Regions from separate parts of the Mus musculus genome. Here region 2 is linked to region 1. Evidence: chromatin loops called from intact Hi-C (ENCODE). Cell type or tissue: heart. All regions are shown on one strand. Links, peaks and the distances in the headings refer to the core of each region. The heading gives the core; the rest is flanking DNA.

Evidence for each region. Peaks named below come from ENCODE experiments on the same cell type or tissue, not always from the same donor. Only the 100,000 strongest peaks of a DNase experiment are listed, where the experiment ranks them.
Region 2: a loop joins it to region 1, with 4 times the contacts of the local background. A loop is called at or near these places in 7 of 42 quality-filtered maps.

What each region holds. Positions count from the first base shown.
Region 1 is chr11:88,111,438-88,127,183 of GRCm38, forward strand. All of the region lies in intron 1 of Cuedc1 (CUE domain containing 1), which reads left to right. Among named protein-coding and RNA genes, the nearest start is that of Cuedc1, 20 kb to the left of the region's middle. In heart, for the core only: no CTCF peak of the experiment used is centred there; DNase peaks (open chromatin) are centred at 3,764, 6,354, 6,734 and 7,604; H3K4me3 peaks cover 1,106 bases; H3K27ac peaks cover 4,774 bases.
Region 2 is chr11:88,062,190-88,077,935 of GRCm38, forward strand. Vezf1 (vascular endothelial zinc finger 1) reads left to right here and starts at 6,090. Exons shown (of 6, transcript NM_016686.4): 1 at 6,090-6,244; 2 at 10,868-11,562; 3 at 12,473-12,536; 4 at 14,002-14,185. The coding sequence starts at 6,212. In heart, for the core only: a CTCF peak has its summit at 7,046; DNase peaks (open chromatin) are centred at 5,842, 6,132, 6,392 and 6,902; H3K4me3 peaks cover 3,454 bases; H3K27ac peaks cover 2,458 bases.

The DNA of each region.
Region 1 (15,746 bases), core at 3,643-11,642:
GCGTGTGTGTGTGTGTGTGTGTGTGTGTGCAAACACGAGCATGTGCACGTGAACCTTGCCATGGAGGCGGGAGGCCAGAGGATAATTAGCTAGGAGCTGCTTTTCTCCTTTCCCCTTGGTGGCCTTTTGGTGTTTGTTCCAGGGACCCAACTCACGTCTTCAGGCTTGTGTGGCAAGCACTTTTACCAGCCGAGCTCCAGGGGGTCAGATTGTTACCAGTGAGGAAACCTGAGGCCCGAGGTTGAATTAACTAAAGTCATCTCCCTAGGTAGGTAGTTGGGGAGGTGGGATTTGAACTCAAAAAACCCCTGCTGGGTCCGTACACATCTCACTAGGGTGCTTTGTCATGCAGCAGTGCTGGGACTTTCCCTAGGGTTGAGGGAAGGATAAACTGAACCTGGGGCAGATTAAGTGTTCGGACCTTATGAGGAGCTGAGCGTAGGAGAACTGGTTTTGGAGTTCTGAGGACACAGCTGTCTCTAAGTTTGGGATCGAGCTGAGGAGATCCTGCAGGGACAGAGAAGGGCTTTATCAGGTAGCTTTTTACTCACTGCCGAGAGGGCTTGCACCCCTAGAGGTTTAAGATCCACAAGTCTCCCTCCCGCCATGGTCCTGTATTTGGAAGCCTGTCTTTAGACGGGAGTTAGCACAGCTTCGGTGACTGTAGGGATTTAGCAAACTGCGAGAAACCGTGGGTTCTTGAGCCGGGGAAGGGAAGACGGTCAGCACATGGCGGTGATGAGCCACGGAACAGCTTGCGTCCTGTGGATGGAGGGCTGGGCGAAACAGATGACTCCTCTTTTCTTAAGAGTTGATTTAATAACGGAATGAATCATCCTGTTAGTTTCTGTCCTTGAAAAGAAAGAGTTCCGGTGTGACATGGCGTTTGACTGAAGCCAGAAGCCGGCTGTGTCTGTCACCTAGATAGACACTAGCTAGGCCTTGGTGACTCCTGGCCAGGATGCAGTCCCTCCAGAGGTGTTGGAAGGGCCCTTAGCTTCCTACTGTTACCACTCTCAGTGGTACCATCTCCTGGTGGGGTTCTGAGACCCTGGGTCTTAGAGAGAAAATGGATAGAGTGTCATTAAAAAGTAAATGACTAGGGCTGGAAAAATGGCTCCTAATAAGGTCCTGGGTTTGATTCCCAGAACCCACACACGAAACAGCCAGGGGTCCAAAAACAAAATAAGAGCTGGCGAGCTAGCTCATCAGTTAAGAACACTTGTTACTATCACAAAGGACCTGTCTTTAGGACCCAGCATCTTCCACATGCTGCCTCTCAACTGCCCATAACTCCAGTTCTCGGGGACTCAAAGCCTTCTGGCTTCTACAGATGTCAGGCACATATGTGGTACACATATACGCAACAGGCAGAACACTTATATACATAAAATTAAAAAAAATACCATGAGATGAGAACAAAAAATAGCCTCGTGTGATGGCACACTCCCATAACCAGAATTTGGGAAGCCGAGACAGACAGGGCTCTGTGAGTTCCAGGTCAGCCCATACATACTAAGATCCTGTTTCAGAAACAAAAGCAAGTCAGGCATGGTGGCATGCATTTATATTCTCAGACCCGGGGAAGACCCTAAGGCAAGCCAGCCTCTTCTGCTGGGTGAGCTCTAGTCAGTGAGAGAGCTCATCTTAGTGGGAGTAAAAAGTAGCCACACAGTGGTGGCGCACGCCTTTAAACCCAGCACTTGGCAGGCAGAGGCAGGTGGAGCTCTGAGTTCAAGGCCAGCCTGGTCTACAGAGTGAGTTCCAGGACAGCCAGGGCTATACAGAGAAACCCTGTCTCAAAGATAACAGCCACAACAACAACAACAAAAATAGACATTCCCTGAGGAACAAGGCCCAAGGTGCCACATGTATGTATACACACACACACACACACACACACACACACACACACACACACACACACATACACACAAGTAAAGGACTCGTGAGCTCACAGTGATAGTAACAATAGTTATGTTGAAGATATTGGCATAAAAATTAATTCTACCAGGAATTCTATAATCTTTGTCTGTAAGCAAGGCCCAAGGCTCGATCCTCAGTACTGGGAAAAAAAAAATCTAAATGTCTAAAACTAGGCAATGGAAAAATGTTTTGACTTTCTAAGATATGAACGACCCCCATCCCCTGCCAGTGAAGGCAGCAGACCCCTTCTGTGCTAGTGCCAGCTTCCCCGGACTGCCTGTGGGGACATGCTGTTCTCTCTGACTCCAGCTGCCAGCCTTCCACGTGTGTCCTGCCCAGCCTGTAATCTGGCTGTGGGAGTCTGAGGAGGACAGCCTGTTCTGAGCCACTCTCTGTGACCTCTCTGTGGAATGCTGACCTGTGACCTTACCCCAGACTCAGAGCTGAGTGAGACACCCCAAGGGAATGAGAAAGGTGCCCAGGAGGAGACCTGAGGGGGCCATGAGAACTCCCAGATGTTTAGGAACATTAGCAGGGTGGTTCCATTTGCAGACTCCGGCTGCTGGCCACACATTTCCCAAAGTGCTTTTTTTTTTCTCTCTCTCTCTCTGTTCCATTTGCCTCTGCTTCCTTCCTGTCCCCAGCCAGCAACAGTGGCTATGCTGAAGAGCTTCCATCTGGAAGAAGACCTGCTCTGTTCAGACATTTTACTTATATAATTCAATTTAGTTCTTATGCCAACCGGTGGCCAGGATATGGATATGGGAACTGAAGTTAGCAGGCAGTAGTTTGTCCAAGAAACACACCTACTTTCTGGCTGGAATTTTGCTTGCTTGAGTTTTTGCTTTGTTTGTTTGTTTGTTTATTCATTTCTTTTGGTTTTGTTTACGTGCTTGTTCACTTTGAGACAAGGTCTCTATGGAGCCCTGGCTGTCCTAGAACTTGCTGTGTAGACCAGGCTGGCCTCTACGTTAACTCACAGAGATCCACCTGCCTCTCTATCTCCTGAGTATTGGGATTAAATTTGTGAACTACTGGGCCCGGCTTTGATTTTATTTGAATTTTTGAGACTGGGTCTACGTGGCCAAAGCTGACCTTAAACTCACTATGTGTCTCCAGGATGACCTTGAACTTCTGGCAGTGTCCCTTTATCAAGATCCTTTGCAATTAAGCTTTGTGCCTCGATGCCTGGCTTGTGTATCTATCTAAGAATAGAACCCAGAGCGTTGAGTGTAACATAGAACACACTACTGAGCTACACCCCCGGCTCCTTGATTTACACTCTTATTATAATAAATGTCAAACACACAGAGATTGTCAACACAATGAATTCCCTTGTTCTCACCACCAAGCCCTGGCATATACCTTTGGGTCCGCTAGAAAAAGGTCCCCTTCCTCCAGGGTCCTCAGCCTCGTAAGCAGATGGTGGGCTGAATTTCAGCCCTCTCTGTCCCTTGGGCTGGGCACTTTGTGCTGTGAACAGTCCATGTAACTGTATATGACAACCCTGCCTAAGAGTCCTTCTTCTCAACTTGCTTTTGGCATGACAAAAAGCACCCACAGCCAGACACCTGGCAGAGTGTTGATTGCGATAGTCAATGCTTTGCTAAGTGGGACACAGGGAGAAAAGCTCGGACGCTGGGGACTCCCCGAATTCATAGTAAGCCGGGAGATAATTCCAGAGGAGACTGCTTATATACAGAGGAGGAGAGGAGGGAGGAGACAGATGAACTGTGTCCTGCTGCTCCGATTTCCTGCAGCTCCCCGCACCCGATGTCTCCAGGATGTACACACACACACACACACACACACACACACATGCTTCCCCCTTCCCTTCTGTGCCTGGGGGACAAGGGAGGTGCTTGTCTGTAGCCATCACAGTCCAGGGCTGGCAGAAGGAAGTAGGTGGAGCCCAGGGTGTGAAAACCCAGTGTGAACTGTGCAGCTACCCCCCTGGATGTCCTTACTGGAACATCCTCTGCCCCCCGGGTGGCTAGATTGTCTGAGGCTCTGCTTAGCCAAGGGTCGGGTGGGAGTGCTACTTTTGCACCTGGAGAGCTATTTCTTTAAATCCCAAGCAGGCCCTGTGGGTGATCAGACGTGGGGCTTCTTCAGGGTACCTGGTGTGTATGTGTGTATTTGTAACTGCTGTGTTCTTGGCTATGCCCAGTGCTGTATTTAGTATTGGTGTGCAAATAAGCATTAGACAGATGTATATTATACAATTAATGTTACAAAGTATCCCATGGAACAGAGAAATGTGCCAGAGGGAGGGTCCAGGCTGCTGCTTCATGCCTCTGACTGCATCTCAGGGATAACCAAACTCTGACGTTCAGTGGCTTGACACAGTTGATGTGTGGAATTTTGTTGTTGCTTCTTGAAACAGTGTCTGTCTATGTAACCCTGCCTCTCTGGGAACTTGCTATGTAGACCAGGCTGGCATCTAACTCAGAGACCCACCTTCCTTCTGCCTCTCAAGCGCTGGGATTAAAGAGGTGTGTCCACACCACCACATCTGGCTCCCCGTGCATTTTGCTCATGGGGCATCTAATGTGCCTGAGGTAGTCTTGACTTGTGACAACTCCATCTGGAACCTGGGAGGTGGTGGCAGGAGCAGAAGAGGGAGGAAGAACCATTTACTTAGAAGGCAGAGGCAGGTGGATATCTGCAAATTCAAGCTAGCCTGGTCTACATAGAGAGTTTCAGGCCAGACTGGACTACATAGTGAGACTTTGTCCTCTCCTCCCCATTTAAAAAAAAAAAAAACATTCACTCGTATCTGTATGTGTGTAAGCACGCTATAGCACTTTTATCTGCTAAGTTATCTCAGGGCCTTGCTTTGTTTTTGAGATAGGGTCTCGCTATGGTTCTCAGCCTGGCCTGGAATTCACTCTACGCCCAAGACTGGTCTGGAACCCTTGACCCTCTGGCTTCAGTCTCTAAAGTGGCTGGGGTTAGAGGCACAGACCACCACACCTGGCCTGCTACTTCTGTTCACACGTCTTACCAGAGCGGGTCAGGCAGCATGGGGAGCTGGAAAGGAAGAGGGATAAAGGACTATCTTCAGCTTCCTAAGGACAGACTTTTATATTCCCGTGGCTGGTGATAGATCTACGGAAGTGCCTCTGGCTGAGTTGCCTGCCCGGCCACTGTTTTTTACTTGGACAGAAGGAGAACACCTGCTACGTAGGCCCAGAAAGGAGGTGGGAGATAGCATTGAAGAGACGGTCACATAGCAGGGCTTTTAACAACCGCAGAATGACATGTTGGCATTGACATTCGTTTACGAATGCCACGTCTGGAACCCTTTTCTTATCTGTGTAGAGGAACAGTAAGACCAGTCTGTCTTGGTTTCAGACTCCCCTGAGTACAAGAACAGAACTATTGAAGTAATGGGAGAATTGAGGAACTGAGAGCAGGGAGCAATGCTGGCCTCCAAGATGCCTTGGGGGGAAAGGTGCCTCTTCCTGGTATACCTGCGGATACCCTTGCTTTTGTGAATGTGAATCTGGCATCATAGTCTCTTGGTTCTCAAATACACCCACCCTCTTTCTAATAACCAGAAAGCCAAACAGTGCCTGGACCTTGAATCAAATATGTTCCTGGGGGAAGAATCTAACTGACTCACGTGAGTCTGCCTTCTGCTGGTCCAATCAGCTGTGATTTGTAGACATGGTCATATGGCACTCCATATCACTACAGGATTTTCCCTTATCAATGGGGATGGAGGCATCCTCACAGTAGAGACATGACCTGGGGATGTACTCAGAAGCATGCCAGACTTACCACCTTGGACCAGGTCGAGTAGGGTTGGTCGGATGATACCTGGCAGAAAGATGTGAGAACTCTAAGGGACCACTTCAGTGTGAGCTGGTATGGTGGGGGTGGGACTTCACTGAGAACCTTGGGACACAGCACTACCTGAACAGGGCACGGGTAGGTCTGTAACGCTACACGATAGAACTGAAAAGTCTTGGTCAAGGCTTGGGAGCTCTTTGTGGGATGGTCATGGAACAGGATGTGGGGGCCAGATGGCAGGGTTCAGCCAGGCTACTGTTGGAGGAGGTAAGGCAGGTTTATAGGCTACTGGGATGATAACCTTGTAAAACAGAGAGCAAATGTGTCTCTCTCCCCTACATAAACACAGCTGTTTCTGTGGTTGAAATGGTGTGACCGGGAGAGGATGTTGGTCCGGATTTAGCACTCTGGACATTGTCCTTACTCTACCCCGACGGGCTGGGTACCTATAAGGAAATCGACTCAGCCCTGTGGGGCTTGCTTTGCTCTGCTCTTGAAAGACTCTCTGTGTGAGCATTTTTATACCAAGGGGGTGAAAACTGAACAGCTAGGTTTGGGCCCTTGTTCTTCACTTACTGGTGATGTGACCTGTGCAGACTTCCTAATGGCCAGTGTTTCCTCCCCTCCTCTCGGGGGTGTGGTGAGGATCACAGGAAACGGGTGCTCAGTGAATCACTAATATTATTATTAGAAACCAAGGCCACAGGGCTAGAGAGGGAGCTTGGCTAGGAGAGTGCTTCCCTAATAGGTACAAATCTCTAGGTTTGATCCTCACAACCAAAACCCCACAAACGTGGGGAAGTAGAGGCAGGAGTTCAAGTTCATACTTCCTCATCTCTATGGAGAGTTCCAGCATGGCACGTAAGACGTCTGGGAGAGAGACAGCAAGACAGAGGAGAGAGAGGAAGGGGAGGGGGAGGAAGAGGAAGGAAAGGAAGACGGAGACCAATTCCCAGATTGGACAGATGTAGTCCCTCAGACGGGCAGGAGCTAGAGCAGGGGCAGGGGCAGGGATAAAGAAATGGAGAGACTGCCACAGAGGCAGCCTGGGCCTCTCAGAGGCTTCGAACGAGGATCTTCCTAAGAACCTGGCCCTGTCTGGGGTGTGAGTGCTGGGGTGGACACGCTGCCTCAGCCCCTGGAGCCAGCTCCAGCCACCTGTCATCCCAAGCCTGATCCGTTCCCCTGCCCCTCCACTGGAGCCTCCATGATGGATCTTAGGGATGACTGCAGAATGCTGGAAGGTTCTAGGCTCTTCCTTTCCATCCTGGGTCAGGTATAGGAGGCCTCCTGTTGGACACGAGAGCATTTCCGTCTTGAAGCTGCAGAGCTCGGAGTTTTTTTGTTTATTTTGTTGTTTTGTTTGGTTTTTGGATTTTCGAGATGGGGTTTCACTATGTAACCTTAGCTGTCCTGGAACTCACTCTATTGATCAGGCTGGCCTCAAACTCACAGAGCCATCTGCCCCTGCCTTCTGAGGGCTGGGCTTGAATATGTGTACACCACTGCCTGGTTTTTGTTTGTTTGTTTGTTTGTTTTTTGTTTTTTAGATGAAGACGCCTTTTGGACCACAGAGCAGTTTAAAGGCAAAAGTATGCTAGGCCTCTGCTTCTGAGGAATTCTATTCTCACTCTCAAGAGCCCCACGGAGCCTCCAGGGTCCAGCCCTGTCCCCTTTCCTCCTTGCCTTTGTCCTCTGGTCCCTGCAGTCAGCAGCAGCAAGCTCTGTGGCTGCCAGGTCCAGACTGAGCCTCAGGACAGCCCCTCCCTTTCCTCCCTCAGCAGCTGGGGCCTGGCCTCCACCCACCTCTCTTGGATCCAGGCCCCAGTGATAATGAATTACATAAATAAGTCATTCCCATTAGCAGCACAGCCAGGCTCTGGCCCAGGAGGCAGGGCAGGTCCTGAGGCAGTATGGCTCTGGCGAGCTGCTCCCCAGCACGGTGGCTCCGAGCCCTGAGCCCTGACATTTCTGCTTGGTGTCTCAGGGAGGGGCCTCCATCCTCTGGTCCCTTCCGGTGTTAGGTTTTCAGTCTAGAGGTTCCCCAATTATCACCTTCCAACAGCCATAGGGCCTCAGGACAGGTGTGTTTGACAGTAGTTGGGACCCTAGAAGGGGTTAGAGTTGGGGCGTCTGGTGGTTTAAGCTGCTCTTCTGGGCCTGCCTAGGCTTGGCTGGCAAAGGTGCTCAGTGGCCATGGCAACCCTTGTCTGCCGGCAGCTCCAGGCAAACACTGGCTTTCAAAGGGGGCCTTGTTCCCTGTGGGAGCCTTTTGGTTTGCTGGGCCTTTCAGACCTGGGGAGGAAAAGGAAGACAGAGAGAAGGGGGGCTGGGGGGTGTCGCTGCCTGGGAGAAGAGCACACTCCTGCCTCTCCTCACCCCCTTTGCCCTGGCCCCAAGCGTATTTCCTGGAGGCCACTGTTTTCAGACCTGCTGCTGGAGAATGAAAGGAAGAGTGAACAGAAGAGTGTGCCCAGTCTCCAGGCAACGGGCTGTCTGTGCCGTTTAAAGGAGAGAGGAAAGTCACACACACTGGGCACCTTAGTGTGGGAAGTCCTGTGCTGATGGCGTCAAGCTAGCCATGGCCACCTAAGCAGATTCTTTGCTGGGTATCGAATATGTAACATGTATAACACTGGAGCTGGGAGGTAGCCCTGTTGCCTAACATATACAAAGTTTACTACCCAGCTTAGCATAAAATTGGGTATGGTGGCACGCATGTGTTCTATCAGAGCTGGGGAGGGAAAGGCAGGAGGCTCACAATCTCACGGTCATCACTGGCTACTTAGGGAGTTAGAAGGGAAAGAAACTTGGGCTGCAAGGGGGTTGGAGAGAAAATGAGAGGAGAAGAGAAGAGAGGGAAGAGAAGAGAGGGAAGAGAAGAGAAAGAGGCGCTAAAGTATTCATCAAATGTGAGGCGACCACACTGGCAGTCTACACTCCTGTGCGAGTGTGCCAATGCCAGTAGATTCAGGAGAAATGCTGATCGTGGGCTTCGCTGCCTTTGCAGGGGGGCTCAGTTCCAGAATTCTCCCCTTTCACGTTTTATTGTTATATTCCTAATATATAAAAAACAGGAAAGCTGGAGCCAAAGAGATGGTTCAATTGTTAAGAGCACAGATTGCTCTTCTAGAGGACCCAGGCTTCCAATCCCAGCAACCATATAGCAGCTCACAACTCTCTGTAACTCCAAGACCTGATACTGTCACATAGACATACGTGGAGGCAAAACACCAGTGCACATAAAATAAAGGTAAATAGATTAAAACAAAACAAAACAAAATCCCAGGAAAGCTGTCGTGTCTGCCATTTGTTCCCAAGTCACTGTTAGTCTGAGGATGCAGCATCCTGTCTGGTGGACTACAACTCATTGCTGGCAACCATGGTGCCTACCTTCCAGGTCTGGTGTGAATGTAGTGATTCTGGGACAAGAAAACCCATGGGTAAAGACTCTGGCCATTTACACCCACCCAGGAAAGCATGGTGGGTCTCACTCAGGACTAGACACTGGGACCAAGATCTGGTGGCCAAATTCTATTCCTCCACATCTCTGTCATCTCCTCCCTTTGTGACTCTTCCTTGTCGTGTGGATTAATTGGCCAAATTGGAGGCCTTTAAAGGCCCTCTGCCAGCTGGGGTTGGGGTGGAAGGCACTCATGAACTTTCCAAACTTTTCTTGATAAGCATAAACTAAGAGGCATCACCTGGAGCCTTGTGGGGGGAGGGGGAAGCTGATACCATTCTCATACCAGGAGTGACTTGGTCTGATGGAGGAACCAGCAGTCACACTGGGAACTAGGAAGGGACAGAATTTTCTGCTGCTTTTGGGATTGTTCCTCAGACTGAGCACCTAAGCCATCAGAGAGTGGCTTCCCTCAGCCGCCCTCTGTCCACCTTGCTGTTCATTAAAACATCAAATTCTGCTGCTGTAGTCAGGACTCAGGTGAGATTTTTGTGTCTTTTTTTTTTTTTAATTTATTTGTTGTTGTTTTTTGTTTATTCATTTTCAAGACAGAGTTTCACTGGGTAGCCCTGGCTGTTCTGGAACTCACGCTGTGGACCAAGCTGGCCTTGAACTCATAGAGATCTACCTGCCTCTGCCTCCCAAGTGCTGGGATTTGTTCTTTCTTTTCTTTTCATTTTTTTAAAGTGTGTGTGTGTGTGTGTGTGTGTGTGTGTGTGTGTGTGTACACGAATAAGCTGACATGTGAAAGTCAGAAGACAACTCTTTTGGAAGTCAGTTTTCTCCTTCCAACATGTGGTTTCTGAGGCCTGAACTCTGGTCTTCTGGCTTGGCAGCAAGTATCTTTACCCAGTCAGCCATCCTGCTGGCCAGTGTTTTGTGTTCTTTGAGACACAGTGGTTTTCCTTTGTAGCCTCTGCTGGTATCAACTTGCAGCAACTCTCCTGCCTCAGCCTCCCCAGGGCTGGGATTTTAGGCCTGGATGAGAGGCACACCTAAGGTTAAGGACCATCCTTCCAGTGCAGAGTCGGGGAGGGGCATTGTGTAAGATGATGCACAGCTCCCGGTCTGGAGGTGCCATGATTCCATTTGGTATCTCAGAGGGAAGAGGCATATAGTTCCACGGGAGTCCACCTGAGATCCCAAGGAAGTTTCCAGCCTGGTGCTCCCTGGACCTGGATCTGTGTCTTCTTGAGACTAGCAGGGAACTTTTAAGTCCTCTCTACTGTGTTTGCCCTGCGTATCTGTAATTTCATGGATTCTCAGGAAAGCTCCCTTCTTCACCCTTTATGAATACAGTTGAAGGAGTCCTATTTAGGCATGGCCGTCACCAAAGGCATAGTCTCTTCCAGCTGATGTCTCCTAAGTCCGTGCCTTTGTGAAGAATTACTGCCCAGAGACTCACTGTTTCCTGGCCCCAAGTGACCTTGTCTCAGTCAAAGACCATGTGACCCTCCTATCATTTAGCCCTGCCCCCACACGCCACAGGTGTTTTGTAACTGCCTTGACGGCACCTGGCACTTGCTATGGCTCCATGGGTATTTTTTTTTAAAAAGCATTTTATTCTTTTATATGTGTGAGCATTTGCCTGCATCCTTGCCTGTGTACTACTTGTGTGCCTGGAGACCAGAAGAGGCCAGAAGACCTACCTGCCTGGGCTGGAATTACAGATGGTTGTGAACCACTGTATGGGTGCCTGGAATTGAACTTGGGCCTCTAAAAGAACAGGACCAGTGAACTGTGTTTCCAAGAGCCCCGGTCCCTCTCAATCTATATTTTGAATAAGGGAGTGACTCTTTTGAATGAATGGGGGGCCCTTTAACTGTAAATCGACCGTTTAATGAATCCCTTTGTTCTGTTGCTATGTTAGCTAGGTTGAATCCTGAGCTCCCACACTCTAGGCAAGGGCTGTGCCAATCATCAGCATCTGTAGCCCACTTTTTACTTTTTATTTTGAGGCAAACTCTAAGCTGTCCCAGGCTGGATTTGAACTTGTCATCCTGCTGCCTCAGCCTCCTGAGTAGCAGGTTCAACTCCTGTGCCAAAGACTGGATTAGGAGAGTCTGGTGCTGACTCTAAGGACGGCCTCTACTGTCAGGAGTCTCCAGGGACGACAGCAGATGCCAGGAGGGCCACCTGGGAGGGAGGACGTTCTTTTTGCAACTATTCGATTGCTTGTGGCTCTTTCTGCCTGCAGGAGTTACTACAGAAGAGTGGTTTCTACCCTCCTGCTTTGACCACAGCGTACCCTTTTCTCTGAGGCTTCCAGCTCTTAATTAGATTTCTTAGGTCTCATAGCAGATGTGAGATGTGAATATCATTTTCCCCCATCCTTTTTAAGTAAAAAAAAATCTGCCTAAATGTGTTTGAGCAGTTATCCTCATGGGCATGGCTGTCTGAGACTTAGCTGCTGTCTGGAACCTGAGAAGTAGGCATAGCATCTCCCAGGGCCTTCCCTTGTAGGTGTGCCTCGAACTGACACGCCTCTGAATGAATTCCACTCTCTTTGTCACCTCAAGCCCTTAAGGCAGAAAGGCTATGGCTCCTGCCATAAGGAAAAAAAGGGTCTCCAGGCATCCCAGGCTCTGCCTGGAGTTAGGGGAGGTGTTTTATAAGAATTGCCTGTGAGCCACACCTAGTGCGGAAGGAAGCCTTCTGCCCTCTAGGCGCTAGGGTGAGTGACAGGGCTGGTGCAGATCATTTATCACGAGCCAGGCTAGGGGTGGGGTGGGGGCTTGATACAGGGTCAGGTAGAGGGTTTTTTTTTTTTTTTTTTTTTTTTTTTGAGGGGAAGTGTTATTTCGAGATAAGGTTTCTCTGTGTGGCCCTGGCTGTCCTGGAACTCACTCTGTAGACCAAGCCGGCCTGGAACTCACAGAGATCTGCCTGCCTCTGCCCTCTGAGTGCTGGGATTAAAGGTGTGCAGTTAGAGCCTTGATGCAGGAAGTCAGGTTTGCAGAGAGCATCCGTGACGTCGACTTCCCCTGGTTAGAGATGGGCACGGGGCACACCTTGGACACCGGAGTCATCTGCCCAGCAGAGTCTGAGAAAGTTTGGGAAACTAAGGGACTCCGTTCTCATCTGTGCATTATTTTACACACACACACACACACACACACACACACACACACACACACACACACACACTTTGGAGAATTCTTTAGAGCCTGGAAGCTCTGATTGTCTCAGTGGAAGGACAACTTGTTTCTTCAGTGAGCATGACCAGTCTGTGCAAGCCTGACAACACCCAAAACTGGTCTGTAGGCTGTCGAGAGAGGCAAGTCTGCGGGGCAGATGCCTGGATGTTGTGGAATGCGAACTATCTAGAAAGGGTTTAATCCTCCCTACTTCCCTTCACTGTTTGTAGACTCGGGGTTGAATCCTGGCACTCTGTGTCCTCCGGCAGCCCTGCCTGATCTTCACTTATATTGTCTTTGAATTGGTGATAGTCGTGCCCTGCCTTACAGGCTTGGTTGCCATTTAAAAGGGAAAAGAAAGAAAGCACACCAGATTGGCTTTGATAAATCTTGGGTGTCAGGTGTGGACTCCTGACAGTTTGGGGGACTGTGGGTAACACATTTTGTCACTGGGAAGGTGAAGCAAAGGCTGAGAGCAGACTGCAGACAACTTAGGACATGTTTGAAGTGCTGGGAAGAAGCAATAAGCTCATGTAGAAAATCTCCCATCCCACCAGACCGACATTAACTCTCTCCCTCTCTGTTAACCCTTTCCCTTCTCCACCCACAATGGTGTTTCCTGGATACCACCTCCCAAGCAGCAGACCGGCTTCTCCATGCCCAGTTAATTGCTTGTAACTCTCAGACTACCAGTGTGCCCTCCCTTTCTGGAAAAACTCGGACTTTCTTCTTGGATAATTCTTGATGTTTGTTCTGGAGTGTTCCGCACTGACATTTGATTCTTAATTTTTAAATTTTTACATATTTATTATTGTGTGTGTACACATACGACATGTGTGTGCATGCAGGTGGGTCTGAGGACAACTTTCAGGATTCCCTTCTCCTTTCACCACAGGATCTGGGAATCAAACTCAGGTAGCCAAGCTTGTGCAGTGAGAGGGTTTGGGTTTTTTTGTTTGTTTGTTTGTCTTTTCTTTCTTTCTTTCTTTCTTTCTTTCTTTCTTTCTTTCTTTCTTTCTTTCTTTCTTTCTTTCTTTCTTTCTTTCTTTCTTTCTTTCTTTCTTTCTTTCTTTCTTTCTTTCTTTCTTTCTTTCTTTCTTTCTTTCTTTCTTTCTTTCTTTCTTTTTTCCCGAGACAGGGTTTCTCTGTGTAGCCCTGGCTGTCCTGGAACTCACTCTGTAGACCAGGCTGGCCTCAAACTCAGGGGTCTGCTTGTCTCTGCTTCCCCGAATGTTGGGATTAAAGGCATGTACCACATGCCTGGCTGTGGTGAGTGTTTCTAACCATTGAGCCATTTCACCAGCCCAGGTCCTTAGTTCTTAATGATATTTCTGGCCCCAGACCACTTTGATCATTTCAGGGCCCTCTGTAGTTTGCTTGCTTTGTTTGATTATACAGTGCTGGGGGTTGAACTCAGAGCTTTGTGCAAGCTTTGGAAGCACTTTACCACACAGCTCCATCTCCAGTCCCTCTTACGGTAATCTAGAGAAAACTTCGATTATCTCTGGCCATGTTAAAAAAAAGGTCTGTGTACAGATGAATATGTTAATCTGTGCATCCACTTTCACAGGGGACTGGGAGACCTGGCAGAGACCTCCCTAGCTCTTCATAGTGGGCTATAAGTTCCACAACCTTTGTGCCCACTCTCCAGTATGCATTGAGGGGCTCTTGAGGGGCTCTTGGGAGGCAGTAAGGTGAAGTCCTCAGGCCAAGTGCTAGGGTCTGTAGACTTCTTCCTCTGCTACTTGCTCTCCCCCCCCCCCCGCCCCGCCTCCATATTAACAAACACCTTTTCAGGTCATTATAGCAGACGCATTCCTAGCTGAATGTGACTTGCTGGCATGTTGACCTTGGTACAGTTACCTATACCATCTAAGCTACAGCTTCCCACCCCCTCTCCCCATTCGTAACACTGACCTTCCTTGTGGCTGGAGAGTCACGGCTCATCAACCAACAACATTGGCTGCTTTTCCAGAGGACCTAGATTGGATCCCCAGAACATATACAATGGCTCACACTGTCTGCACCTCATTCCAGAGAATCCAGTGCCCTCTTCTGACTTTCGTGGGACCAGGCACACACACGGTGCACAGATACACATGCAGACAAAATACAAAATGAAATAAAAAAAATTAAAATGCTTCAACTGTAAGACTTACCATTTAGCTACAGAGGAAACCCACTGTGGTAGCAGGGATCTGTTCACCCTGTACAGAGCTACAAGTAGATGGACCATAGTGACCAGACATCTAAGGCTCTCCTTTGGATGTGTGGGGAGCAGAATCTTTGCCATATCTCTCTGAAATTGGGAGGGGGATTAGGTAGCTATGTCCTCTAGACACCCTGCTTCTGCCTCAAGTCCACTGCTATTGGGTTGTTTGTTTTTTTCTCTAGATATGGAAGTTCTTACCTCTGGAGGTCCCTAAGACTGGATGCCCAGCCCAGCGTGGGGAGGGACAGGGAATCCTCAGTATACCCCAGAGCAGACATTGCATTCCTTAATTGACTCTGGTTCCTTAGCTCCCAGGATTTCAGGCCCCTGCAGTTGGGGGTAGGTTGTTAACTGTGGTCAGGGCAGTGGCAAGGTTGTGGTTGACTTCAGGGGGGATAGTGCAGAAAAGCAGGAAGTACCTTCAGGTGCCCCTGCTGCCCAGGCCCCTCTGTCCCTTGTAGCTGAGTCGTGGAAACCTAGGCTCGCCCTGCACCCTCTCAGCTGTGTGTGAGATTGGCCAGAGTTAAAGAATTCCAAACATTGACACCCCCCCCCCACTGGACCCTTAATTACATTAAGGCACAAAGTGGCAGTGCCAGCAGCGGGTGGATTCTGGCCGGCTGTCCCAGGAACAATTGAAGGTCTGTTCTCTCGGCCTGTCTCTTCCAGCTGAGCTTCTTTTCATGTCTGCCTCATTCCCAGGGATGCAGGGACTCTGGCTTCCTTAGTCTCCCCATCTCACTGGTTTTGTGTCTGCCTTTCCTCACCCTGGGAGCCCCAGCAGGGTAGCCTTTTGGCCCATTTCTTCACACCCTACAGTAGCTCTAAATCTGCTGTGTGCCCAGGGCTTTGGAAAGTCAGGTGGTTTTGTATATGGTCCTGAAGGGGAAGCAAAGGCCCCCACTTTATTGGTTTGTTTACTTGTTTGGGTTTTTTTTTTTTTTGAGGGGGTTGACACAGGCATTCTCAGTGTAGCCCTGGTTGTCCTGGAACTTGCTCTGTAGACCAGGCTGTCCTGAAACTCAGAAATCCTCCTGCCTCTGCCTCCCAAGTGCTAGGATTAAAGGCTTAAGCCACCACCGTCCTGCAGCCCTCATTTTTTATGACACCCCACAATCCATAGCACCTTCACTTGGAAGGCAGAGGCAGAGGCAGAGGCAGGCAGATTTCTGAGTTTGAGGCCAGCCTGGTCTACAGAGTGAGTTCCAGA
Region 2 (15,746 bases), core at 2,795-10,794, 50 kb before region 1:
TACATATTACAATTTAAAGAGTGAATGGGGAGAGGTGGATGCTGAGTACAGCTTCAGCCACTGTAGCAATAGCTCCTGTACCTGCCCTTTTATTATATTTATGACTGAACAGTATAACAAAATGTAGTAGCTTATAGTTCAGAGACTCATGGTCAAACTTTTTTTTTTTTAAGATTTATTTTTATGAGTGCTCTATCTGCATGTATGCCTGCATGCCAGAAGAGGGCATCAGATCCCGGCATAGATGGTCGTGAGCTACCACATGGTTACAGAGAACTGAACTCAGGACCTCTGGAAGAACAAAGCTCTTAACCACTGAGCTGCCTCTCCAGCCCCAGAAACATTTTTTTTAAGGTACATTTATTTTATGAGTACACTATAGCTGTCTTCAGACACATCAGAAGAGGGCATCAGATTTCATTACAGATGGTTGTGAGCCACCATGTGGTTGCTGGGAATTGAACTCAGGACCTCTGGAAGAACAGTTAGTGTTCTTAACCGCTAAGCCATCTCTCCGGCCCCCAGAAACATTCTTGTTTTTCTTTTTTTTTTGTTTTTGTTTTTGTTTTTTGTTTTGCTTGTTTTCGAGACAGGGTTTCTCTGTATAGCCCTGGCTGTCCTGGAACTCACTTTGTAGACCAGGCTGGCCTCAAACTCAGAAATCCGCTTGCCTCTGCCTCCTGAGTGTTGGGATTAAAGGCATGCGCCACAACCCCCAGCAGAAACATTCTTTTTTTTTTCCCAAAGATTTATTTATTTATTTATTTATTTATTTATTTATTTATTTATTTATTTATTTATTTATTATATGTAAGTACACTGTAGCTGTCTTCAGACGCACCAGAAGAGGGCATCAGATCTCATTACGGGTGGTTGTGAGCCACCATGTGGTTGCTGGGATTTGAACTTCGGACCTTCGGAAGAGCAGTCGGGTGCTCTTACCCACTGAGCCATCTCACCAGCCCCAGAAACATTCTTAATAGAATTAATTCCCACTTCTGGAAACTGAGCCAGATCTTAGGTTTATCGGGTCTTCTGTTGTGTCCGTTGGCTTGTTTTCTAGACCAGAATAGCCTTTCAGATCCTAATCTGACTACTCTTCTGATGTCACTTCAGGACTTAGATTGTTGCCGTTCACATCTTTAACCCAGAGAGAGAGAGAGAGAGAGAGAGAGAGAGAGAGAGAGAGAGAGAGAGAGGAGAGAGAGAGAGAACGAACTTGCACTCAACACTGGTTTCGTGATTTCCTGTTTCTTTTACTACCAAAAATTGAGGGACAACCCACCTCAGCAGATTGGAAATCTAATTGGCCCAGTAGAAGAGAAACTGAAGAGAACTGTTGAAGTAAAGGTTGTTCACTAAAAAGCTTGCTTTCATTCCACTTATATAGAAACATTTAGAGAGGCATTACAATCAGTAAAAATCTTTATATGTGAATAGCATTTTTAGATTGGTGACACAATACTGGCTAATATCACTTTATTCTCAGGATATTTGGTGTAGAAGCAATAGCCACTGAGAAGGGTTCCTCCTCTAAGCAACTTTAAAAGTTTTGATGACAACCGAGCCTAAGCTTTGTGTTTTAGTCAGTCCTACCAGTTTGTAGGACTGTTAAGTCAGCCATTGCTCTAGGGACCTAGGGCGTCTAAGGGCAGTGAGGAGCAGGTGTCCAGAGGAGAAATGTTGGTGCCTGAATGTGTTTTCCAGATGTATTGAATTTCACTTAGTATATTTTTGACTTGTCTTAGTTTCTTTCCTGCTGTGGCCTATGCTATTTTGCTTGTGTTCAGTATTCCTTCTTGCTTACTGTTGCTTACTTAGGATTAAATTTAGGGCTAATCACATGCTAAGCAAGTGCTCTTTTTTTTTTTTTTTGGCGGGGGGTCTGAGATAGCGCTTCTCTGTGTAGCCCCACCTGCCATAGAACTCACTCTGTAAAGTATGCTGGCTGCAAACAAGAGACTCACCTGCCTCTGCCTCCCAAGTGCTTGTATCAAAGGCGTGCGCCACCACTGCCTAGCTTAGAGAAGAGCTCTACCACTGAGTTACATTCCCAACCCTTATTTGTGGACATTGCATCATCCAGGAATAAAATGGAAGCTAGCGTTTTGACATAAATGCTTTATTGGTGAAACTGATAGGTATGTTGTTGACTTTTGACAGTCAAAAAGGGTGATGTGTTTATGTGAGCTTAGACTCAGTTTTTGAAGTCTTGGGTCATGACCTTTGTAAAAAATGTGTTTTGATCACGTTTCTCAAATACCAGCTGGACTCTACTAGACATGTGAGTAGATTTGTTCCTTGTGACTATTACAGCTGTCAAGGAACTTAAATAGGTGTTCAGGAACAAAGAAATCTTTATTGTTTTCCTCGCCAGTTAAAACAGACAACTAGCAATGACACTTTAGCGTGGTTATCCAGTAGAAGGGAAGGAGAGTGCTTCTGCTGTCCTTCCAGGCAAGCCTTCCTTTCTTTTCTGGCAGGGCTACACTTTCTCCCATGGTCGGATTGAGGCTGGTGTTGAGGGGTGACCATTCTTTATGGCTAGTACTTCTTGGTACTCCTCTCTCTGCCCCTTACGCAGCCCTAGCTGAGGTGTACTCCCACTGCCACCCAAGTTAGTCTCAAACACTCAACAATACTCTTTCCCTGGGATTGTAGGCCTGGGCCACCACTCCAGACAAATCTGCGTGATTGTTATTTGGGGATTTTGTTTTGCTTGGTGTATAGTTGTGTATGAGTGCATGTGTATGCATATGTGCTTCAGTACACACAGGAGGCCTACTAACGACAATTTGAAGGGTTTTTTTTTTTCCTTTTTTTCCCTTTTTCTTTTTTTTTTTTTTTTTTTTTTTTCTTTCTTAGACAGGGTCTCTACCTCTGTCAAGATGATGAGAGAGAACGTGCCTCTTTCTCTCTTTCTGAGTAAGTTGGAGGACTGATGGATTGGCTCAATGTCTGCATACTGAGTTTTCAAGCCCAAATTTAACCACTGAACCAGTAAGAATATTTACCAAGAACCTGTTACATTTAGGGGTATTCTACGAATTTTCTACATACATTTTTCATTTAAGTCTAGAGGTTGCCTTTGTGGGATAGGTATTTTGTTCTCCTTGTTTAGAATTGTGTGGGTGACAGGTTATAACACTTCAGGTGGAAGGGGAATCTGAACAGGGTGAATCTGGAAGCTGACTTGTTTGGGATGGACACAGATACAGTTGTTGGTTTGTTTGTGTAGACACTGAAAAGTTCAGAAAAAGTACTTAGTCTAAAAGTAATACCATTGATCCATTCACTGAAAGCTGATTTTAATAATGTGCTGTATGCAGCCATTTATTATCTTGACTGAACTTCAATATAAGGTCTGTGGAAACAGGACTTTGAAGGAGGACTCATTTTGTTTATGTTTTAAAATATTCTCTTAAAGGTAGATATTCCCATTCTAAGGATGAATTCTTTGATCCTGCTTGGTTTGATTATATTCCTGTACAGTTGAATTTGTTTGTTTTTGAGTACATGTTCTGAACTTGAAAACACTCTTCCTTAATGAAAAATAATATTTAAAATCATAATGTTGTTGGAACTGAGGAGATGACTGAGATGGCTCAGTGATTAAGAGTACATAGTGGGGAGGAGAGGCAGGCAGATTTCTGAGTTTGAGGCCAGCCTGGTCTACAGAGTGAGTTCCAGGACAGCCAGGGCTACCCAGAGGAACCCTGTCTCAAAAAAACCAAAAACCAAAAAAAAAAAAAAAAAAAAAAATTGTAACTCCAGCTCCAGGGGATTCAACACCATCTTCTGACCTCCTTGGGAATCTGCTTTACACACACACACACTCATACACACTCATAATTAAAAGTACAACTTAAACTTTAAAAAGATGGTTAATTTTCTTTTTAAGGCAAGATTTTGGGGGGACAATCAGGAATTCTGATTTTACCTATGGATAGAGATATAATTAGCTATTTCTCCTAAAATCTAATAACTGTTTTCACTTGACCTCTACTTCCTGTTTATGGGGAAAACACTACTGGGAGGTGCTATGAGAAAAATTGCTGGGGAAGGGGTTTCTAGATCCCAAAATAAGTATAAGAAATCCCACAGTATTAGCATAAGAATCATATTAAGTACTAGCTTTTATAATTCTGAAGCTTTATTTTGATTACAGTTTCAAAGAGCAGCTAAAGAGAAGCGGCTATACATTGGAGGAGAGAGCAAATATACATAGAGACCTTGAAGGGAATCTTCTAAGGCAGGGAAGAAGCAGAGACTTGTATCCACTGAACCAAAATACAAGCACATACTATGTCCAAGGTCAGAGCAAGAACATATTTTGTCTTGTTCCTTGGGTTTGCAACTTAGCTCTCTCCTCAGTTTACATGTATATGTAAACATATATACGCTTCCTGAAAGAAACATCAAATGAGACTGACAGACCAGGGGACATGTAGCAGTTTAGCTCAGGGATATATCAGAAACTCATTTTCTGTCCCCCTCCGTCTTAGGCTGACCAGTTCTCTGGTGGTTCCTGCTACTGATCCATCCAAACTGCTGGACTTGTCCTTCATACCCAAGGTCTTCAGGCAGTATCTAATGGGAAGTCAACTCTAAAAGGAACCAGACTGTCATTTCCTGGCCCCTTTATTCTGGTGACTGATGGAAGAGTGGGAGGGAAATATATTTGTTTAATGGTTGGAAAAACATCAAATTACCATACCTCTTCAGTTTCTATTCCCATAGAATTTTGCAACTATGGTTTTTGAATCAGTCATTCATATATATATGAATATGATATATATATATGCATACATACATACACACACATACATATATATGAAGTTGAAGATATGTCTTTTATTAAAACTGTCTGGAGGGGATAAGAGTCAGTTTGAAATATGTTGAAGTTCTGAAATAATGTGCACATCTGAGGAGTTGGTTTTATTTTTTAACATTTTATAAAAATATCATAGATGGAGCCTGCCCCCTCATTTCCCCACCACAGATTCTTTGGACTAGATATATGTTTAATAATAGCTTGTCTCTGATATTCACAGTAGCTACCTCTATGTGAGGAAAGGATAGAAAACATTCAAGACATCATATGGGCTTACGATCTACAGATTCCAACCAGTAGCAGTGGCTGACTCCTACACAGACGACTGGGAACTGCAAACAGGCTGGGGTCACCTCAGTGACATCTGACGCTGTCCAACCAGAAGTCTGACTTGTGTGTGCGTGTGCTGCAGGAATTGAAAAATGTACTAAAAGACTAAAATATTTTGCCTCTATACTTTCTCATTCGTTTTTATTGTTTGTTTTTAATCCTGGCGGGAGAGGGGTTTTTAAGTATTTCCTGTATCTGGAATGAAAGGGAAAGATGGGAAAGCGGTCCCGTCACCCAAGAATAACCCAGTAATGACATCTGAACGCGTGGGAAGTGTTTCCCTCCACAGTAGGCGCTTCTAAGGCTGTACCCTAGTGGAATTCCCTGCTCAAATTGGAAGACCACGCAAAGGGCGATGGCAAGAGCGCTGAGTGAGGGCTTAGCTGGTCAGGAATAAAAATACCCGAGGGTAGGGGACACTAGAAGCTAGCATCCTAGTTCGTAGGTGGAAGCTGTGATGTGCTTGACCGATTGAACAGCCAGGTGACCAACCGAAGCCCTGACTGCCGCTGGGGGTATGAGAGGGACGCGACGCCGCCGGGTACCAAGGCAGAGTCACGAGAGGCAGCCCAGCTGTGCCCAGCGGGCCAGCGCCAGACCCTGGCGTCCTCCATCTTCTCTCCTGCGCTCCCCCTGCTCCAGCTGCCTGAGCCACGGACCGCAGCATCACACACCCCCGCGGGGGGGGACGCCGCACCCCATCCCCGCCCCCGGCCCCACCCCAGCCCCCGCGCGGGCTCCCTGACCCCACCGCCCGCGGGCACTGGCTGAGCTCCGAGGCGGCGCGCCGGCGGCGGGGACGCCCGGAGGGGGTCGAAGCGGCTGGGGGCGGCGGCGGCCGGGCCGGGGCTCCCCCCCCGCCCGCGCTCGCCGCCGCGGTGGTGCGTCCCGGAGGTTACCGGAAGTGGCCGCGCTCGGCGCTGCCATGTTGAGGAGCCGCCGCTGCCGCTGCCGCCGCCGCCGCCGCCGCTTTGTTGTCGCCTCCTCCGCCTGAGGAGGCTCCCCGAGCGGGGGGAGTGGGGAGGAGGGGGGTCGGCCGCCGCAGCCATGGAGGCCAACTGGACCGCGTTCCTGTTCCAGGATCTGGGGGCCCCGGGGGGGTCGGGGGGCCAGGGGGGCCGGGCCGGGCTCGGGCGGGCGGGCGCTCCTCCCCTCCCGGCTCCGCTCTCCGGCCCGGCCTTAATCCCCCTTTGTTTTTCCGCCCGCCCGCTCCGGCGGAGCCCGGCCGCCGAGGTGAAAGGAGGCGGCCTCGCGGGGTGCGGGGGAGAAGCAGGCCTCGGGGTGAACCCGGGCCCCCCCAAGCACACACGCACACACACACCCTTCCCTCCCGCCCCGAAGGGGAAGGGAGGAGGCCGGCCGCTGTCACCACCCCGCGGCCCAGAGAAAGGAGGGCGCCGGGCCGCTGTGGAGCGCGGGCCGCTCGGCCACTGCGCGCCCGAGCGGGGCCGCGCGGCGCAGCGAGGGGGTCTCCGGGTCCCGCTCCGAGTACCCATCCATCTTTCGCTTGCGCTTTTCGCGTCACCTCTCTCTTTTTGTGTGTGTGTGCTTGTGTGTTGACTTTCTGACCCTCCTCCCACATCCCGCGAATAGCGGGTATCTCTGGCTTCGCCGCCACTCCCCCTTCTCGCCGCCCCCTCGGGTGGACCCGACGGGGGGTGTTGCGAGCGTGGTTCCCCTCTGCAAACTTTTCTCCGCTCCTAGCCCAAGTCCTGGGCGAGCCCTGGCAACTGGTCCCCTCGCCTCTGTCCAGCTTCTGCGGTCCCATTGAGCTTGGGGAATCCCCGAGCCGGCGGGGCCGGGCGGGGGCGGGGAGCGGCGGGGGCCGGGACTCCTGCAGGCCCGACCTTCCCCGGAGCGTGTCTCGCTAGTCTCGCTCCGCGACCCGCTCGAACGTTCGCTCCGGCCCAGTGGGCGACGGGAAGCGGAGAGGGAGCGCAAAGTCCGCTTACAAAGCCCCTAGATGAGTCACTCATAGGGAGTATGGGGGTCTTCGCTTCTTCTTTTTTTCCTTTTGCCAGAAACTTCAAAGCTAATGTTAGCGGATACTTCAGCCATACCCTTCTCCTACCACTTTAATGCGGGACCCCTGATTGGAACTTTTTCCCCCCTCTGCTTCCTTTCTGTTTGCAAATGCATTGATGAGCAGTAGAGATAAGCACATGCAGAAACTTCAGAACTGAAGGTTAGGGAGCTAGTCGTTTTTAAAATGTGTCCTTCCCGCCTCCCTCTTTGGAGTTTTCCTAAATACTTCGTGAAATTCCAAACGCGTAGCTTGGGCGCTTGAGACCTTTGGAAATGCAGAATCTTCAAAAGATTATACTCTCCGCATCTGGTCCCATCCCGGTGGAGTTAATACGGGGAATTGGAGAATTCAAAATTACCCATTGTGTAATCTGGCTTGTCCTATTAAGACATGTTTCAAATGTGAGCATTTTTATTTTAGGTAATTATTGAAATAAATGGGCTTACTAAAGTTGGAAATTCTTAAGATTTTGCAACTCCTGAACGTCCCACTTTATCATCCTTAATCTGGTATTGATTTTATTGTGCTTTGATGAGTTTGTTAAGAAAGTGATGGTCAAAAAAAAAAAAAAAAGAAAGTGATGGTCAACTTAAGAATGGATTGGCAAAGAAGTACGGAACTAGCTGGCATGAGGGTTGGTGCAAAGACGGTAAATGCTTTCTTTAGAAAAAGCTTACTTACAAATGATCGTTTGACAGTAAAGGACTGATGAGTTTTAGACGCAGTTTAAACAATATTACATTGGGTGTCTGTAAACTCGATGGAGGTGGAACAAAGCAAGCCCCTTATGTGAAGGAGAAACCCATAGTTCATCTTTGGGAAGTTAGTTGAAAGAGCCTACAAAATACTTTTAAAAGCTATTTGAACTATTCTTTTCCCAGATAAAGCTAATGCCAGCCTATTAATTTTTTTCCACCTGATGAGGAGATGTGAAAGCTCATATTTAATCCTGGACATGCAGTGTGTGCTGTGAAAAATCTTTGAAGAGCTGTAATTTAAAGCTGAGGACAGTGAATAAAGAAGGCCCTTCGTATGGAAAGGTGGAATAGACATGCAGTTCTAGTTCTCAGAGATCCCCACCAGGGAAATGCAGAGTTAAACTCTGTGTCTGGGAGCACCATGTTGTATTTATATCTTTAAGCAAGTTTTAATAACCTGCCTGCTTACCAGATAACACGGTGGGAAGTGAAAGTGTAGCTCTTAAAATATGTGATGGGTGATTCGTACAGGACATTAGAGAGATGACTCACCGATGCTAATTTGTTTCAGTACAGAATCTTTTACCCTCTAGCAATGGAGATTTCATGGTTCCACATCCTACCACCCTGAGTGTTGAAATAACATTTCTGGTTTTGTTGTTGTTGTTTGATTGGTTCCTTGGTTTTGCTTTAGTAAGTTAGTTAGTTTGTTAGTTAGTTTGTTTGTTTGCCAGTCCCAGAGAAAGGAAATCTTGGGCAGGGTGAGAGCTGTGTACTTGCGTTAGAACATGAAATTTAAACTTTGATGTGATGATGCTAGTCAAATAAAAGCTTACTGAGAACATATATTTGAGAAATAAATCCCCTCACTGAAAGGCAGGCCATGGTTGTTATTCAGCTATCCCTCAGAGAACAAGTTGAGGAAAATTGGCTTTCTTAGCCAGTGGGGAAGTGTGGGCTCCCAGCAGTCTTCAGAGACTGATTATTCTAGTGGTTCTATAGGATTTTACTCAAGACACGGGGACCTGGGGTGGCCCTCTGAGTGAGCTCCAACAATGCTGTAAACCAGTTTGTACCGCACAAACATCTGAATTGGTGAATGACAGGAATTTCTTTTAGTATTCCATCCTACCAATGGTTGTTTAGAATTGAAAAATAGCTCAAATGTTATAAGTTTGAACTTTGTCCAGAAGATTTGCATTCCGCGGGGTCTGATCTGTTAGCCTTTGAAACTGTATATCCTGAGCTAGCTTCAGCTCTTAACTGTTTGCAGTCTGTATGGAAACTTGGGCATCCTGCCTAGCTCGAGAAAGAGTAAGCTCAGAGGCCAAATTCTGCTATCACCTGAGTGGATGGACCCCACATTCTCAGAGCTGCACAAATTAAATGGGACTGAGCTGTAATTCAGTAACCGGTTAGTAGCTACAATTTCTGAGCATCATTCTAAAGCTTGAAAGACATTTAAGTCAAAAAATTGTTAAATTCAGACTACTACCTTTAGACACCTTGCTCCTGACCTTTGGGGGAGACTGGTTCCAGGCATAGCCTCTGACCTCTCATTAAGTGAACATGTCGGGTAGATGTTCCTGACAGTCAGAGGAGGAGCTCTGTTAGCCGCCTTGGGCATTTGCTGTTTTGTTTTCTGTGTCTTTAATCAACTTAGCTAATCAAGTGACTAATCAAAGAGTGTGATGGTAAGAAAAGCTGAAGTGTCTAAGCTGGTGAGACAGACTCTTCCTAGTTGTGGCATATAGCTTAAAATATGTGGAACTTTTAGCTTTGTCCTTTTAGGACTATAAAACTCAAGTACAGGGGCTTGGGTTCACTGTCAAGTATTTCAAAAATAATGTTGGTAAAGAACAACATATTAGTGAGAGCTATTTCAGGAACTTTTTCCATCATTTTCTAGAATTTCGGAACAGTGGTCTGGCTCGAGTCTTGAAGTAGAGCAGCATATCATGGCAGCATGTATCTAATGCCTTACCCAAACCAGCGGATGTGCTTGCAGTTTGGGTTTTCTTTTACTAAGCGTTGGTTAAGGACACAAACTCTAGTGGAGGATTCGCGATCTGAGAAACAACTGGCAGGTGTTTTGCCACCTTCCCAGATGCCTCCCAGTTAATAAATGGCAGCTTTCATTTCAGCCGAATCTTGTAGTAGCGTTAAGTGGTGAGCTTTCTAAAGAAACTTAATAGCTGGTATATGTCTTCACAGAGATCCATTCCTTTCATTGCTTAGCAGTCCCTTTCTCAATCACTAGTTTCCTTCTTATAGAGAGGGAGAGACTTGGTGCTTTTTCTGTCCTGAGTATCAGACAGTAGATGATTGTGTTAGTCATATACAGAGTTTGTATGTTGATGCAATCTAAGGGACTATTAAATACTTAAACTGGCATTTCATTTTTTTTTTGACAAGTTATTTAAACTTGGCTTCTATATTGACAGTCAAAATGCTCAGTGGTTTCATCAACTAATAATACATCCCTCGTGAGCCAGGTACTGTATACTTTAGTCAGATGTTTGAAAGTACGATTGCTGTCAGCAGTGTAGATGCAAAAACATTTTGATTAGCTGCAATTTCCATTGTTTTGTACCCAGAGCTCTTGAGAGTCTCTGTAGCTCTGTTGCAGAGAATGAGAGAACAGCTCACAGTCCACAGTGGTGGCGCATGCCTTTAATCCCAGCACTTGGGAGGCAGAGGTAGGTGGATTTCTGAGTTCGAGGCCAGCCTGGTCTACAGAGTGCGTTCCAGGACAGCCAGGGCTACACAGAAAAACTCTGTCTTGAAAAACCAAAAAGAAAGAGAGAGAGAGAAAGAGAGAGGGGGGAGGGGAGGGGAGAGAGAGAGAGAGAGAGAGAGAGGAGAGAGAACAGTTCATAGGCTCCTGGACTGTCTCTTCTGCTTGTCTGTCTGGAATATGTTGAATAGTTAAGGTCACTGTGGAGGCTCAAATTCTCAAGTGTAAATGTTTGGTTTTAGGCCCACGAAGCATCCCATCACCAACAGCAGGCAGCGCAGAACAGCTTGCTGCCCCTCCTGAGTTCTGCTGTGGAGCCCCCTGATCAGAAACCGTTGCTTCCAATACCAATTACTCAGAAACCTCAGGCTGCACCAGAAACATTAAAGGATGCCATTGGGATTAAAAAAGAAAAACCCAAAACTTCGTTTGTGTGCACTTACTGCAGTAAAGCATTCAGGGACAGCTATCACCTGAGGCGCCATCAGTCCTGCCACACAGGGATCAAGTTGGTGTCTCGGGCAAAGAAAACCCCCACCACGGTGGTTCCCCTTATCTCCACCATTGCTGGGGACAGCAGCCGAACTTCGTTGGTTTCAACTATTGCAGGCATCTTGTCAACAGTCACTACATCTTCCTCGGGCACCAACCCCAGCAGCAGCGCTAGTACCACATCAATGCCTGTGCCCCAGTCTGTCAAGAAACCCAGTAAGCCTGTCAAGAAGAACCACGCCTGTGAGATGTGTGGGAAGGCCTTCCGGGATGTGTACCACCTCAATCGGCACAAGCTCTCCCATTCGGACGAAAAGCCCTTTGAGTGTCCTATTTGTAATCAGCGCTTCAAGAGGAAGGACCGGATGACTTACCATGTGAGGTCTCATGAAGGAGGCATCACCAAACCCTATACTTGCAGTGTTTGTGGGAAAGGCTTCTCAAGGTACTGCATCTTGCTTTGCTTTTCTGTATGGTGTTCGTGAGCTTCAGTTTGTGTCTGGGATCTAGGCTTCTGTGAGAAGATGCATGCGCAGGCCTCCATCATTAGAGGAGGTTACTGATGAGTGTGGTGGGCTTAGGTCTCACTCTGCTGTACTGTGATTGACAAGTGGAGACACAGCATTTAACCCTTTACGTCAGTTAAGGAAGTACTTAGGTAGCTCCAGGCTTTCGTTTGGCACATGGTTTCGTATAGCTCCAAATATCCCACCAGTGTTTAGTTCCATTGGAGAACCGGATATAAAGATCACTGTGCAAATCAAAGAAACTTTCCTGTTAGTTGGGATGACCTTGGATTTTCTTTTTCTTTTTTTTTTTAAATATTTAGTTATTATGTATACAGTATTCTGCTTACATGTATGCCTCCAGGCCAGAAGAAGGCACCAGATCTCATTATAGATGGTTATGAGCCACTATGTGGTTGCTGGGAATTGAACTCAGGGCCATCTCTCCACCTGACCTCCGATATACTTAATGCAACTTTTAAGAATACTAACACCCCCACCCCCCCACTCCCCGCTCTCCCAGTTTTTATGTGTGTATTATTTCATTTAAAAACAAAAAGCTATTAGAGTTGACACAGTGGTAGTTATTCCTCGTATTAGAACTAAAACTTTGAGTGTTTGTGATTGTAAAGAATCAGGACTTAGTATGATCTGAAGAAAATAACAGGTGAGGGATTAAAGTTTGTGTTTATGGTGTGAGAGGTAAGGAAATTTACACCGAGGGCTGAGGGGGTTGGTAATTCTTGCTTTCTGCAGAATGTTCCCTGTAGTCTGCCAAGGTGCAGTGTCACATAAGTAACGTTCTCCCTGAGGGTTCCCTTACATCTTCTGTTTGAAACTCTCTTACAGGCCTGACCACCTAAGCTGTCATGTAAAACATGTGCATTCAACAGAAAGACCCTTCAAATGCCAAGTAAGAGTTAAAATGATTTATCCTCACCTAGCACTTGGTGCACATTATCCAAAAAGTCGGAGCCAGTCAAATCTCAAGCTCCTTGAATAGTCTTCAAGTCACTGATTGGAGTGAATGTGGTTCATTTGAATTCTAGTTTTATAATATGTATAACAGTATATTATACATATTATGTAGCCCCCTTTCCTTAAGCAATGGCAATTTTTGGTGTTAGAGGGGAAATGTTTTTTGTAAATTAAAAAATGTCTATGTGTATATTCCTAAGTATATGATTTGTGTACCATATGTGTGCAGAAAAAGAGTAGGTTAGAAGAAGGTATCATATTTCCTGGAATTAGAGTCACAGATGGTTGTGAAACACTACATGGACGCTAGGAACTGAACTTGGGTCCTTTACAAGAGCAGGCAATGCTCTTAACTGCGGAGCCATGCTGCCAGCCTTTTTGTAATTTTTTTTTAAGATTTGTTTTTTTATGTTATGCATATAAATATTTGCCTTATATGTACTTATGCACTGTGTGCATGCCTGGTGCCCAAGCAGGGCAAAAGAAGTTGTCAGATCCCCTGGAACTGGGGTTACAGATGCTCATGAGCCACCATGTGAGTGCTGGGAGCTGAACCTGGGTCCTCTGCAAGAGCAGCCACTGTTCTTAAACAACAGCCATCTCTCCAGCCAAAAGAAGGGGGTCACTTTATAGTGCATTTTCTGTTAGCACTGGGACCGCTGTATCTTCTGTATTTTTAGATGCTGTTACCAAATTGGAAAATAAAAAAATATATAGTTAGATTAGTGATTTTATCTGAATCAAATTGTGATCATGAAAAAGCTAAGAATTTTGCTAAATCAAATGACTGTTTTAGACATTCCTGATCTTAGGCAGTTGCTGGACATTCTTTAGTTTGCCTTTCATTTGTTCGTTAATGACTGGTTTTATTAAGTAAGTGACTTGAATTCTAAGAAAAATCTAACTGGAGGAAGGATGCAAGTGCCATTGAGTGAATACTAGCCTTGTATCAGGCTCTTAATCTATCAGGAATTTTGTGATAGCTGTTAACCCTGTTCCAAGAGACATCAGATAGGCTGTCTTGTTTAGGATTGCACCGCTTAGTGATTTGCACAACTCCATTTAAATCCAGGCTTTTGTTTTGTATTGTTTTGTCCTTGCAATGCTGGGAACTGAACACAGGAGGCAGGCACTCTATCACAGAGCCCCACCTCCAGCCCTAGATCTAGATTCAACTGAGTGTGGGCCTCATCTTTTCACTTCTCTATGTTGATGTTTTCTTCCTCCAAATAGAAGCCTCTAAAATTCACCAGATGTTTTAATATTATCTGTGCAATGAAAATTATACTTGTTCAGCCAGCTTGCTGATATGGGTAGGGGTAATGTGTAAAATATACGTACTTTAAAATGAGTTGAACAGGATAGTCTATATTTAAAAAAAGTTTTCCTCCCTCATGCAGACGTGCACTGCTGCCTTTGCCACCAAAGACAGACTACGGACACACATGGTGCGCCACGAAGGCAAGGTATCATGTAACATCTGTGGGAAGCTCTTGAGTGCAGCATATATCACCAGCCACTTAAAGACACATGGGCAGAGCCAAAGTATCAACTGTAACACGTGCAAACAAGGCATCAGCAAAAGTAGGTGATGGTGCAGATCATTTGCATTTCATATTGATGAAAATCTAGGGTTTTTCAATATATCAAAGATAATTGTGACTATGCTCTCAGGACTGTATTAATGTTTCTCTTGTTTCCTCCTATCACCAAAATAGCATTGGAGAGAACATATTGGTGCTGGAACAGTGCTTTAAATATGTGTATGCAAACAAGAGTGTTACACTCTCCATTCATTTGCTTCTGTTCCATACTTGTCTACTGCTAATTATACCATGGAGCAGAATTCCATCCCAGCTGTTTCCAGTGCTGTGTTTGAGGCTTGATAAGAGCTCTGGTGCTTAGAACTGCAGCAGCCGAGTGTGGTCTTCACACCTGTACTCCCTGAGCATGGAGGTGGAAGCAGGAGTATCAGAAGTCCAAGATACAGGCTATAGAGTACATTTGAGGCCAGCCTGAGCCTCATGAGACTGTATCTCAAAATAATATAGTATAACTTAATGCAATAAGAATAAACAAGCCAAGGATGGTGGCACATACTTATAATCCTAGCACCTGAGAGATGGAATTGGGAGGATCAGGAGTTTAAAGCTAGCACCACCAACAGAGGCAATTTGAGACCAGCCTGGACTACATGAGACCTTTTTTCAAAACATGCATGTGTGAGCACACACACACACACACACACACACACAGAGGGGGGCATATCATAACATTTGAGGGTCTGTATATTTGGCTTGCCTTAAATTCAGAATTGAAGACAAAATATTCCAGAGACTTATGGATAAAATTTAATACTTAATTTACACAACTTTGTTTGTTAGTTTGGTTTTTGTTTTTCTCAAGACAGGGTTTCTCTGTGTAGCCCTGACTGTCCTGGAACTCACTCTGTAGACCAGGCTGGCCTCAAACTCAGAAATCCACCTGCCTCTGCCTCCCAAATACTAGTTTTAAAGGTGTGTGCCACCACACTTGGCTAATTTTAATGTATTTTATCTCATCTTTTATACTCTTTGTGAGTATATTGGGTTCATTATCTAGCATGCTATACTGTATAGAAATTTACTTTTAATGTATGTCTTTGTAATAAATATGTTTGATAGATTATTAAATATTGAACCCATGCTAACATTATCCAACTTCCTTTTTCAAAGATAATTCCTTTTTAATATAGCTAAGAATTATTTTCTTTCTTATAGTAGTTTTCTCTAGTTCTATCGATTATTGGAAATGGCATTTAGTGGGTGTACACACACATTCCATAGGGCAAGTATTGGATCAGAGGGAACTTTGGGGATTTGGTTCTCTCCTTCCACCACATAGATCCCAGGGATTGAAGTCATCAGGCTTGGTGCCAGGTGCCCTTACCTGCTGAGCCATCTTGTTGGCCTTAGTTTCCTGATTTTTTTTTTTTCAAGACAGGGTTTCTCTGTATAGCCCTGGCTGTCCTGGAACTCACTTTGTAGAGCAGGCTGGCCTCAAACTCAGAAATCCACCTGCCTCTGCCTCCCAGGTGCTGGGATTAAAGGCATGCGCCACCCCTGCCCGGCTTAGTTTCCTGATTTTTAGTGAATTTATTTGTCTT